2 separate regions of the Homo sapiens genome follow, and region 1 is linked to region 2. A link is a contact called in ENCODE Hi-C or POLR2A ChIA-PET data. All regions are on one chromosome and are shown on one strand. The core of a region is the stretch at or near the end of the contact, and the rest is flanking DNA. Distances in the headings are between cores, read along the strand shown.

Region 1 (6,039 bases), core at 2,696-5,195, 160 kb before region 2:
GTCTCACTACCTTATTTTAAAAGCAAAAGGACACAGTGTAAATTAAACCTTATCGGAAAGCAACTTGGCTTGGCATCCAACATCAAGAACTAGAAAGCGACTGAAAATCTTTAAGCCAAGAAATCTCACTTCTGTAAATTTATCCCAGTGAACTAACCTAAAATAAGGAATAAATCTTATGCACAAATACTGCAGCATTATTTATAAGAGAAAAAACAGAAGAAACTTAGAACATTCACCAATACAACGTTAATTTCTGTTAACAGCCCCTTCAAAGAATACTATGCGCCCATTAAAATTATAAAGATCACAGAGCCACATGCAAAATGCTTACGTTAAATGAAAAAGCAGGAGACAAAGTTTTATGTACACAATGAAACAACTATATAAAAATCTGTATCCATATGGATTAGCCTGGAATGAAAGGCACTGGAATAAAAATGATTGTGTTAAGAGTGGAGAATGATGAGTGTTGGCTCTCCTTCTCAGACTTTCACATGTTCTTTAATTATCTTCATGAATTGTTGAATAGTTTTAAAAATTTAGCCCAGATATGTTAAAGTTGGAACTTCGACCTTATGCAGTATTTCACATCATTAAGGGATCTTATCTGGCCAGTGGTTCCAAATGCTGCCCAAAGCCACTACAGGAACCTATGGGGCAGGGGACACAAAAGCTGTTTCTAGAAACAGGTGTGAGCTGACCTCTGCTTTTAAGGTTTGGGGTCCAGGCACTACTGTAGAATCTCAGGTAGCCTCCCTTCTCCCTTGGAATTAGAAAGAGGGCTGAGAGGCCAGGCGTGCTGGCTCACACCTGTAATCCCAGCACTTTGGTAGGCCTAGGCAGGTGGATCACAAGGTCAGGAGATCGAGACCATCCTGGCTAGCATGGTGAAACCTCTCTACTAAAACTACAAAAAATTAGCCAGGCGTGGTGGCGGGCGCCTGTAGTCCCAGCTACTCAGGAGGCTGAGGGAGAAGAATCGCTTGAACCTGGGAGGCAGAGGTTACAGTGAGCCGAGATCGCACCACTGGACTCCAGCCTGGGCGACAGAGTGACTCCGTCTAAAAAAAAAAAAAAGAAAAAGGGCCCAGAGACCGTGCTGTCCTGGGCAAGAAAGAGATCACATGATCGGATGCAGTCCGCCAAGCCTGCTGAGAGGCTCATCTCCTCTATGTACATCACTTTCCCTACTGAATCTTTGCTTTCTCCAAGAAACGGGTCAAACACCAAAGTGATCTTGTGCGCTTATCACCGCTGTTAGCAGTAAATGTGTACAGGGAACTCGGGTGCTGACAGTGCATGTACGGGCAATCACACACACAAGGAGAGAAAGCAAAGCACCGGCCTCTACTGGGTACTTCCCCATGGGCCCGACGGCCCTTCTGCCCCCAACCCAGAACATGGAAATAACAGCAACAGTGATGCCACCCTCACAGAACTGGCATTTACCAGGGATTTTCCAAGTGCCAGGCATTGTAGAGGAGCTACACGTGTGCGATTGCAGTTACGTATGTGTTCTTCACAGTATCTTTGAGGTATGGTATTTAATACCCCTTTTATTAAAAAAAAGATGACAAAACTGAGACCCTCCCAAAAAAAACAAAGTCAAGAGCACACAGCTAACAGGCAGTGTATCCAGTGTCACATCAGGCTGTGACTGGCCCAGAGTCCAGGCTCCATCCACCACCCCCGGCCAGTTCTGGGACAGACAGACTGACCCCGTGTCCATGTGGTTGGGAAAGCTAAATCCAATAAGCTCACTGACACCAAGTGACTGGCACAGGCCTGGCCCACAGCAGCCAAGACAGTCAGTGGGGACTGTCCCTCTTTCCTCTTAGCTTCCCTGGTCCAACTTCAGAAAACAGTAATTTTACCAAGATCTACTTTTAAAGGTTGCTTCTCCTTTCCACACACTTCGTCTCATTTGATCCTGATGGGAAAGCTGAAAAGACAGTGAGCTGCTGTGAGCAGCTCGGGCTTCGAAGGCAAATTCAAATTCCTGCTCTGGAGCTCGTAGCAATAGGAACCATGTTTTCTATCCACTGTGATGTGGAGGAATTAAATAAAAGGACATACATGATGATGCTAGCAGTGTCTGACACACAGAAGGCTCTCAACAAAAACTGAGCCCAGAGCCACACAACCGCCTGAGAAGTTACACCACACCTCCCTCATACAGCTGGAAACGCTAAAGCATGAGAGATCGCCGGAGTGACCTCATCCCATGCTCTCTGATGAGCAACAGCACTGGGAACAGTCACTGCTCATCTTTCCACTGCACCTCAGCCCCACGGAGTCCATGGAATTCAGGAGTGGCCAGTGGCCCACAAGATGTGCGCACTCCATGGAACTTGTTCCAAGTGGGGCCTGGATCTCACCTCACTGCACATGAAGGTTGGGGGATTTAACAATTCCTTTGACAAAAGTTTGTTGTTGTTGTTGTTGTTGTTGTTTTAATGCGGAGTTTCAAAGAACATGTTTAGCTGATTCTTATCTTTCTGTAAGCCAAAGATTCACGTGTCCACTGACTTAGAAATGCAGGGGTCAAGGAGAACTTTCCCCATCACCCTCTGAAGGTTCACTGAAAACTCAACTCGAAAAAGTCAGATTAATTAGAGAAAAGGCATACACATTGATTTAATGTGTACACACAGGAGCCATCAGAATGAAGACCCAAAGTTACAGGGGAAATTGTCCATTCTCATGCTTAAGTTCAACACAGTATGGACAGTCATGTGGAAATGTGACTGGACAAAAATGGTAGGTTCCAATGCCAACAGACCGAGTGGGGAAGCCCAGCAAGGCCTGTCCATCTAGATTCTTCTCAGCCTCTCTGAGCAGCATTCCTTCATTCTGGGTTGGGGCAAGACCCTCTCTGGAATGGAGTGGAGGGGTGGGTCTTATGACCTACAGTCAAACAGTTAAGTCACATACTGTTTTTATAAACAGTATTTACATAGCAAGGCAGAGGGAAAGTTAGAGCTGCATTTTCAGGGTTGATGGCTGGCTTTGGGGAAAGCAAGTTCTGGTTCCTAGGACCTGTTTTAGGGAAGAGGGATTCTAGCTTCTATGGAGGGAATCTAGCTTCTAAGGGCAGCCTTGGGGAGAAGGAGACTGGCAGCTGGAGGGCAGGAGAAAGTGAAAAACTTTTGCTTCTGAGGCCTTCATTTTGGGATATTGTTTTCTGAACCCTAAGGGAAACTAGAAAGAACTATATTTAGAATTCTAAAACTTTATAAATTATTCATCCATCTTAGTAGCATCACCCGGAATGCTAAATTCTCAGAGGATGAGAAAGAGTGTATGGAAAATGTGTGGAATATGGTAGGTGATCAGATACAGGAGCTTCATCCTAACACCCTGAAGAACCCGGCATGTGTTGGACCAGATGAATTAAGTGCTGGGAGACTTAAAGGAAGGCTGGTTAGTCTTCAGTGCTTGTGAAAATCTGCAAAGATCACTTGAGTCAAATCTATAAGAATGTGGAAACTCATTCACGTCTATACAAGCTTGTTCAACAGTACTATAATCCTGAATCTTACCAGCAAAACCAATGAACTGGAAGCGCCAAGATTTTTTTTTTAATTTTTACAGAATTTTGCTGGTTAGTCTTACTTTAATAATACCCCATATTATTCCAAAAAGGATTGGGTAGCTTAAAACAAAAGATCTAAATAGAAACACAAAAGAAATGGAACATGGTGGTTGCAGAAATGACCAAGTAAAGATGCTGTGGTCAAGTTGAATTTTTAAACTCTGAACTTCCCAGAGACAGAAGTAAAATAAGTAATAGAAACAAGAATTAAGGTGTAATGAGATCAGTTATGGCCCAGAGACTTCATGTATAGTCTCAATTAACTTCACAACAATCTCAGGAAGGCAAGTATCATCATATCCATTTCACAGATGAAGAAATGGATGTGAGTCACCCGCCAAAGGCACAATGGTCAGAGAGCAAGTCAGAATCTCAATTCAGGCTGGACTTTGAAGCCTGTGCTCCAACCAACCATATGCTCACCATCCAAATAAAGTCATGAGTATCTTAAGAGAGACTGAAATTCAGCTGCTAGATTCCAAAATGTGCCATGAAAAGAATGGATTTTGGGGACTGGACTGCAGTGGATTGGAAGTGGCCATATTTCTTTGCCACGTCTGCACAGACAGCTGGAGTCGGCCTCTGGACTAGGCCATGTGATTTGCTTTGGCCAATTGGATGCCAGCAACCACGAGGCAAGGAGGGGCTTAATACACACCTGCACATTGGACATGCCCTCTTAGAATGCTGCCCTGAGACCACCATGGTGTAAGGAAGCTGGTCTATGCTACTGGGGCATGTGGAGAGTTGAGGAGCCCCAGACAATAGCTAGCAAATACTATAGGACACGTGAGGCCACCTTGGACCAGCCAGCCAACGCTGCTATCACTTGACCACAAGGCACACGTGAGCCCTGGGGAAGTTAGCAAAAGGACCGCCCAGACAGTCACAGGACTGTAAGAAATAATACATCATTCCTGGGTTAGGCCATTCCACTTGGGACAGTTTGCTAGGGATCAAAGGTAACTGAGACATGAATGCAGAGTGAAATAATACAGGAAATCCTCAACAACAACTTCACAATAGATAGGAAGTAGACTGTATATGGCTGTTGCCCATAAAAACACTGGAGACACAACATGAAAGGGCAGTTCAGTCAACAGGACTCTGTATGGAGCAAAATCTAGTACTATCCACAGTTTGTACCAAAAAAAACCCTATTTGGGGTATTATATCCCCTTCTGTAACACAGAAAAAGGGTCTAAGAGAGCCTGCGCATCCACAGGGCTTTTTAAAACAGCTTTTGAGCTTTAAGAGCCATCTCTGATAGAACCAACTTATTCATCTGAAAGTTTCGTGTTTTTTTTTTTAGATGGAGTCTCACTCAGTCACCCAGGCTGGAGTGCAGTGGGACCATGTTGGCTCACCGCAACCTCCATCTCCTGGGTTTAAGCAATTCTCCTGCCTCAGCTTCCTGAGTAGCTGGGATTACAGGCGCCCACTACCACGACCGGCTAATTTTTTTATATTTTTAGTAGAGACGGGGTTTCACCATGTTGGCCAGGGTGGTCTCAAACTCCTGACCTCAGGTGATCCACCTGCCTTGGCCTCCCACATCTGAAAGTTCTTTTGAGTCTTCTGCTAGGAAGAAGAGATGCAGAGATCATTGTATACAGGGAGGCCCTGGCCCTCAGAGATCAGAGGTGAGTGCAAGGCATGGTGTGTGATCCTGGCCACGTCCAACGCCCTTCCTAAGGCTCACTCTCGCCTACAGAATGGGGATAGTGGTCAACAGTCAGCACAAAGGATTTCTGTAGACACCTGGTACAATGCCTGGCCCATCCTACATGTTTGATAACATCAGGGATTGTTATTAGCACTAGTGGAAAATCTTGATACTAACAGTAGAATCATTTCACTATGACAGAGACAATGGGTTGGAGAAGCACTTCATGGAAGGGAGTGAGGAAGGACTATGAGATGATGGTGGTCATCCTGGAGAAGGATAATCGTCTGATCAGTGAGCAGAAACTAAGGACATTGGCCTAGGAGTGGGGAGGAGGGAAGCACCTGGGTGGTGCGGCTGCTGGATTCAGACGACACCCCACAGAGAGGACTCCCCACTCCCCTTGGCAACTCTTGGCAGTCCCAGAAGGCACAGCAGCTGACTCCTCCAGAGTAGGAACAAAGCTCTAGCAAACAGGGATCCAGCCAAAGGCCAGCCAAGCTGGCACTTCCAACAGGTCCACAATGAAACAGCGATTCAAGGAAGAGGAGGGTCATTGCACCCAAAGCCAGCCAGCCTGCAGGTGGGGGGAGGTAGACAAGGTATCTTCTCCCTCAAGCTGACCGACAGGCACTTGGCCTGCATGAGACATGCAGTCTATCACCTTCACCACGTACAGCCTGCCCAGTGGGAACCACAACGGCTCGGGGTGATCTGGCACCCTCAGGTCACTGCACACTTCACGGTTTCCCCCTACCCCATGTAGGCTCAGTGT
Region 2 (6,398 bases), core at 1,851-4,350:
CATGTCTCGTCTCAGAAAACTCACCATCAGCCTTGTGTATGTTTCTCACTGAGGAAACAGAGGTTCAAATTGTTAAGTGGTTTACCCAAGGCACATAGAAGCCCATTCTGTCTGACTCCAGGCCTGAGCACTTAATGGGACCAGGTTTTAGGGCCAGAGTGCAGAGGCTCCCTTGGAGGGATCAGAGCCAGAGGGCTTGCCTTCTAGAAACTTCTCTTCTCTCTGCAGATGTATTGCAAGACCTGAGATCAGACACTCAATCTCCAATTTACCTTTATTTTCTTGCCTTGGACATAGGGCGCTGATGCTAGCACTCTACCAGCTCTCCTGAATCCCAGCACCTTCGTTTCCTAACAGCCAGCATCATGGTCTCAAGATGTAAAGCAATGGTCTGACCCCTGCACTCGAGCCTGGGAAACTGTGGTGTAGAAGTTGGCAGCAGGACCCTCGGACTGGTCTGCCCAAGGTCTAAATGCTGGCTCTACCTTTGACGTTCTGCATGCTCTAACTGCTCCGTGCCTCAGTTTCCTCATCTGAGAAATGGGGGTGTGAGGGGCTGAATCATGTCCCTCCAAAATTCACGTGTTGAAGCCCCAACATACAGCACCTCAGAATGTGACCATATTTGGAGACAAGATCTTTAAAAAGGTAACCAAGTTAAAATGAGATCATTGGAGTGGGCCCTAGTCCAGTATGTCTGGTGTCCTTGTAAGAAGATGGGGACACACAAAGAGCCCCCAGGGATGCTCACACATTCAGAGGGAAGACCACGTGAGGACACAGGGAGAAGACAGCCATCTGCGAGCCAAGGAGAGAGACCTCAGGAGAAACCAACCCTGCCAACACCTTGATCTCAGACTTCCAGCCTCTGGAACTGTGAAAAAATAAATGTCTGTTGTTTAAGCCACCCAATCTGTGGCACTTTGTTATGGCAGCTGGAGCTGGCTGACACAGGGAGTGTTTAGAATCATAACTATTTCAGTACCCATTCTGGTTATGTTCATTTTGGAACCAGACTGCCTAGGATCAAATGCCTGCTCATGCATTTACTTATTCTAAGCTTTAGTTGTCCAGTCTGTGCAATGGGGATACTCATTGTGCCTGCCTTGCAGGGTTGCTAGGACGTTTAGAGAGCTCATGTACATTAAGTGCTGAAGATGGCAGAGTTAGCAAATGTCTGAGCGGGAATTTGATCCCAGGTAATCCAATGCCAAAATGAATGCAACCAGAATGACTCTATGGCAAGTCAATATTGTTTAATCATAAACTGTATCTCCCTAGTCAATAAAAAATGAACATTGTAAAAATGTAGAAATAAAAGTAAAATTGCTCTCTGGATGTCACTTGTAGCCAGAACATGACTTTTCTTTGGCCAACGAGCCCTGGAGGAGCAGGAGGGCTTTGTGGCTGTCTGCCCACTCTTTCAGCTATTTGCGTCTCATAAGGAGCTCCCCAGACTCAATCCTCCGCTGCCTTCCAGCTAATCCACAACACAGAACTTCCAGAGAAAATAACTGCAAAACCCCGGTGTAAACAGGAATGATTTACTAATGTTAGGCAAACATTGGCAATGGGACCCAAAGTAGCACTGGACATTGCTCATGTGTCAAATGGAAGCAGTTTCTCTCATGGCTCCTAAGGCATATGAGTTTCTGGAAGTTGTGTTACTCTTTTTTTTTGTTTTTTGACATTCTCACTCTGTTGCTCTGGCTGGAGTGTAGCGACGCAATCATAGCCCATTTTAACTTTGAACTTCTGGGCTCAAGCGATCCTTTCCACCTCAGCTTCCCAAATAGCTGAGATTATAGGTGTATGCCATAATGCCAGTTAAGTTTTAAGTTTTTATGGAGACAGGGTCTTGCTATGTTCCTCAGGTTGGTCTTGAACTTCTGGCCTCAAGCTATCGTCCCACTTTGGCCTCCCAAAGCGCTGGGATTACAGGTGTGAGCCACCATGCCCAACCTGTGAACTCTTGTAGACTATTCTGATGGAGCATTACAGAGGTACCTGATATAGCAGTGGTGGGCATGTTGGGTGAGTCTCATTACCTGTGCAGGTGCTGGGGACAGGTAAGCCCACTTTAATTAGAAACAAGCCTGGCCCTGGGTTGAATCTCTATCTAGCTCCTCTGAAGCCAGGGTAAGCCTTTACTCAGATGCTACATCCCACTCTGTTTGGGAGCTGAGAAGTGACCACATCAGCAAAGTCCAAGCCTTTCCTTAGCCCTACCAAGTGGGTTTCACAAAGGAGGCATTCCCGTCCAGTGAGGGAGGTTGAGCCTCCCCTCTGACTGGCATGCGGTTCCCCCAGGTTTGGGCCTTGGCTACATCTGGGAACATTGCTGCTACATACTGGAAGCATCACAAAAGCCACACTCAACAAGCATCCGCCGACTCTACCAGTTCCTTAGTTAGATTTAAAAAGGAGACCTGTGCTTCCTGTTTCCCGGCTGAGAAAGGCCGCTGTGTCTTCTTATATTCTTATTATTCCCAAAGGGCTGAGTTCTCCTCACTTTCTCCCACCTCCCCTCCGAATAAATAATTCACCACGGGGCTGAAATAAAATATGTAGTCAAAAGAGAGGGAAAGCAAGGGAGCAGAAATCCTGCAGCCTTGATTACAGTGTTAGCTTCTGCGAAGGCTGTAGTAAAGTCTGCATGGGGTGGGTGTCCCAGCAGGGGCCGGTCACTAGGAGCCCGCACTCCACGGCTCTTCCACTGTCACTCCATTTCCTCATTTTCAGCAATGACATTTCAGCCTCTGAGTGGAGGGCAGGTATTTGTCGAGGCAGCTCAGCAAATACATTTGACCTTTAGAAGAAAAAAAATAAGAGATCAGGAGACAGAAGAGAGGGGAAGAAATTCTCAGTGCATTATTTCCTTTTCTCCCTTTGGCAGAACAAGTGCTGAGAAAGAATTGCCAAGAGGCAGCGTCTGCTCCAAGTGTAGCGATTTAGTACGAATTCATGATTTCCCTTTTCCTTATTTCCCTTTTGATTAATCATGGAAAGGTCTGAATGTTTTCGTTAAAGAATTATGGCCCAGAACTTTCCTTGGCAGTCAGTTGCAACTGCTTCTAAAAAGGTTCTTGTAGTTCTTTGAGGCTGCTTCTCAGAGCGTTGGAAAATGGTGCATAACCAAAGTGACTCAGGCCTCTTTCAGGGAAACTGGGTAATATTAATTCTCCTATTTCACAGCTGCAAAACAAGAGATGAACTGAGGTTAAAGGCCCAATTCAAATAGCTCTAGCTCACGTATCATGGGGTCTGGAGATTTAAGGGGAGTACATAGGGAAGGAACAGAAAACAGACCCTGGGTTGAGGTGGCATCTCCTAAAAATTGTTATCGCACCTATTAAAGCCTTTATTTCTCACCTTATTGGTGAGCAAGCAACAGGGCAGAGATGTGCTGCTTCCCTGGTGACCACTCTTGCCACTGATGGGGCCATGGAAGAGCCACTAGACCCGGCTGGGCACAGTGGCTCGGTCCTTTAATCCCAGCGTTTTGGGAGGCTGAGGCAGGAGGATCACTTGAGCCCAGGAGTTCAGGGCTGCAGTAAGCTATGATTGCACCATTGTCCTCCAGCCTAGGTGAGAGAGTGAAACTCTGTCTCAAAAAGGAACCACTAGATCTAAAGCCAGGAGACCCTGCTCAGCCTGGCCTGGCTTCCAAGGCCTAACCTCTACTTCTCAGAGTGACTCGGGCGAGTAACTGCCCCTTCTCTCTGGACCCTCACAGTAGGGAGGGCTCAAAAGTTCTGCATGATAGTCGCTGGTCATAGCAATGTGGCACCACCTCCCCTCAGCCCTCCATAATTCACTTATGTGTTCTTGGACAGATCATGATAGCAAATACTTTTATGGCATTTACTCTGTGTCAGGCTGTACACTAAACCTTTGCATATATGCATGAATTTTTTTTTAACCTTACAACAAGTAGTGGTATTAACATTCCCATTTGCAGATGAGGACACTGAGGCACAAAGACATTGTGAAACTAACAGATTAAGAGTTTAATGCACAAAGAGATCACCTTCCCAAACTCACACTACAGTGCGGAGCTGAGCGAGGCAGCCTGGCTCCAGCGTCAGTACCTTGCCCTGATAGCTCTGTCCTCTAGCTTGATAGCTCTGTCTCCCATCTGCCCTCCTGGGAGGCTACTGGGGTCAATAGTCTTTTGTGCATCTTTTCCAAAAATGTTGCATGGCATTGATGCATATAAATAGACACAAATACAAATTGTAGCATTTATACTCTTCCTTTTTGCACCAAATACAATGACATAATTTATTTTTTTGAAACAGAGTCTCACTCCATCACCTGGGCTGGAGTGCAGTGTTGCAATCTTGGCTTACTGCAACCTGCGCCTTCCAAGTTCATGCAATTCTCCCGCCTCAGCCTCCCAAGTAGCTGGATTACAGGCACCCACACAACCATGCCCGGCTAGTTTTTGTGCGTGTGTGTGTGTGTTTTTTTAGTAGAGATGGGGTTTTGCCATGTCGGCCAGGCTGGTCTTGAACTCCTGACCTCAAGTGATCCACCTGCCTTGGCCTCCCAAAGTGCTGGGATTACAGACGTGAGCCACCACATCCAGCCAATAACATGATCCTTTTATATAAACTCATATAGAGCTGCCACATTCTTTTTAACAACTGCATAGTATATTCCGTCATATAAACCATAATGTATAAACTCACTTCCTGATGCATATTTAGGTTATTTTCATTATTTTACTATTACAATGAATACAGCAATGACTATTCTTGTAGATATATCATTTTGCATTAAGTGCAGTTTGTACAAAATGACTGCCCCAAAGATATTCACGTTCTAATCCCTGGAACTTTTGAGTATGTTATGTTATATGACAAAAAGGATTATGTAGATGGAATCAAGGTTATAGACCTTAAGAAACCAAGGTTACCCAGGATTATCTGGATGAACAGCCTCATAACATGAGCCTTTGTTATGGTCTAAATATACGCATGGCCCCTAAATCGTATGTTGAAACCTACTCCCCAAGGTGATGGTATTAAGAGGCGGAGCCTTTGGGATATGATGATGTCATGAGGGTAGAGCACTCTTGGGGTTAGTGCCCTCGTAAAAGAGGCCTGAGACGGCTGGGCGCAGTGGCTCATGCCTGTAATCCCAGCACTGAGAGGCCGAGGCGGGTGGATCACCAGGTCAGGAGATCAAGACCATTCTGACCAACATGGTGAAACCCCCTCTCTAGTAAAAATACAAAAAATTAGCTGGGCTTGGTGGCATGTGCCTGTAGTCCCAGCTGGCTGAGGCAGGAGAATCGCTTGAACCCAGGAGGTGGAGGTTGCAGTGAGCCGAGATCAGGCCACTGCACTCCAGCCTGGGTGACAGAGCGAGACTCTGTCTCAAAAAAAAAAAAAAAAAGGCCTGAGGGAACTTGGTTGCCCCTCCCACCACGTGAGGACACACAGAAGATACCATTTCTGAGGAACAGGCCCTGGCCAGTCACTGAATCTGCTGGTAAGGAAGACCTTGGACTGCCCAGCCTCCAGAACTGTGAGCAATAAATTTCTGTTGTTTACAAATTATTTTACCAAGTCTCAGGTATTTTGTTATATCAGCCCAGACAGACTAAGACAGCCCTTCAAAGCACAGAGCTTTCTCCAGCTGGAGGCAGGAGGGATGAGGGAATGCCAGAGAGATTTGAATCATGAGAAAGACAACTCACCATGGCTGGCTTTGAAAAAGAAGGATCCTTGAGCCAGGGAGTGTGGGAAGCCTCCAGATACTGAGAAACAGTCCTGGCTGGCAGCAGCAAGGGATCAGGGACCTCAGTGCTATGATTGCTTGGAACCAAGTTTTATCAATAACCTGAATGAGTCTGCAACTGGATTCCTCACAGGGCCTCTAGATAAGAGCCCTGGTCAGCCAACACCTTGACTTTAGCCTTGTGGGATCCAAAGCAGAGAAACCAGCTGAGCCATTTGGCTTTCTGAGCCATAGAAATGTGAGATAATAACTTTGTGGTTTTTTAAACACGAAATTTGTGGCAATCTGTTACAGAAGCAATAGAAAACTAGAGCACTGCTGATTACTTACAAGTAGAATAGCTGAGTCAAAGAGTACATGCATGGACAGATACTGGCAAATAGCTCCCCTTGAACTGAGACCTGCCTGAAGATACCTACCTTCTTGGAGCCTCACTTTCTATACCAGAAAAATGGGAATAACAACAACCTTGAGGCTATTGTAAGGATGAGAAAAACACACACACACATTCATATGTGTATACACACGCATGTATGCATACTTACATGTATGAGCATTGTATTAGTTCATTTTGCATTGCTGTAAAGGAATACCTGGGGCTGAGTTATTTATAAAGAAAGAGGTTTGTTTGGCTCACAGTTCTGCAGGCT

The links. Hi-C counts contacts between places; a loop is a spot of excess contacts on that map. ChIA-PET counts read pairs that join two places held with the same protein, here RNA polymerase II (POLR2A). Pooled maps may share reads with other maps.
Region 1: a loop to region 2 is called in a map with no recorded cell type, with 2.3 times the contacts of the local background. The contact joins two enhancer-like sites. A Hi-C loop is called at or near these places in 2 of 168 maps with a recorded cell type or tissue (CD8-positive, alpha-beta T cell and naive thymus-derived CD4-positive, alpha-beta T cell), 7 of 37 single-sample maps with no recorded cell type and 4 of 50 pooled maps. POLR2A ChIA-PET finds 5 or more read pairs at or near these places in 2 of 52 experiments (H1 and activated CD8-positive, alpha-beta memory T cell).

The regions. Positions count from the first base shown.
Region 1 is chr1:230,159,582-230,165,620 of GRCh38, reverse strand. All of the region lies in intron 1 of GALNT2 (polypeptide N-acetylgalactosaminyltransferase 2), which reads right to left. Among named protein-coding and RNA genes, the nearest start is that of GALNT2, 95 kb to the right of the region's middle. Within about 2 kb of position 3,945, at least 4 of the 41 ENCODE cell types and tissues checked have a DNase peak (open chromatin) inside an H3K27ac peak, as active enhancers do.
Region 2 is chr1:229,995,798-230,002,195 of GRCh38, reverse strand. No RefSeq gene overlaps it. Among named protein-coding and RNA genes, the nearest start is that of LINC01736, 3.7 kb to the left of the region's middle. Within about 2 kb of position 3,100, at least 7 of the 41 ENCODE cell types and tissues checked have a DNase peak (open chromatin) inside an H3K27ac peak, as active enhancers do.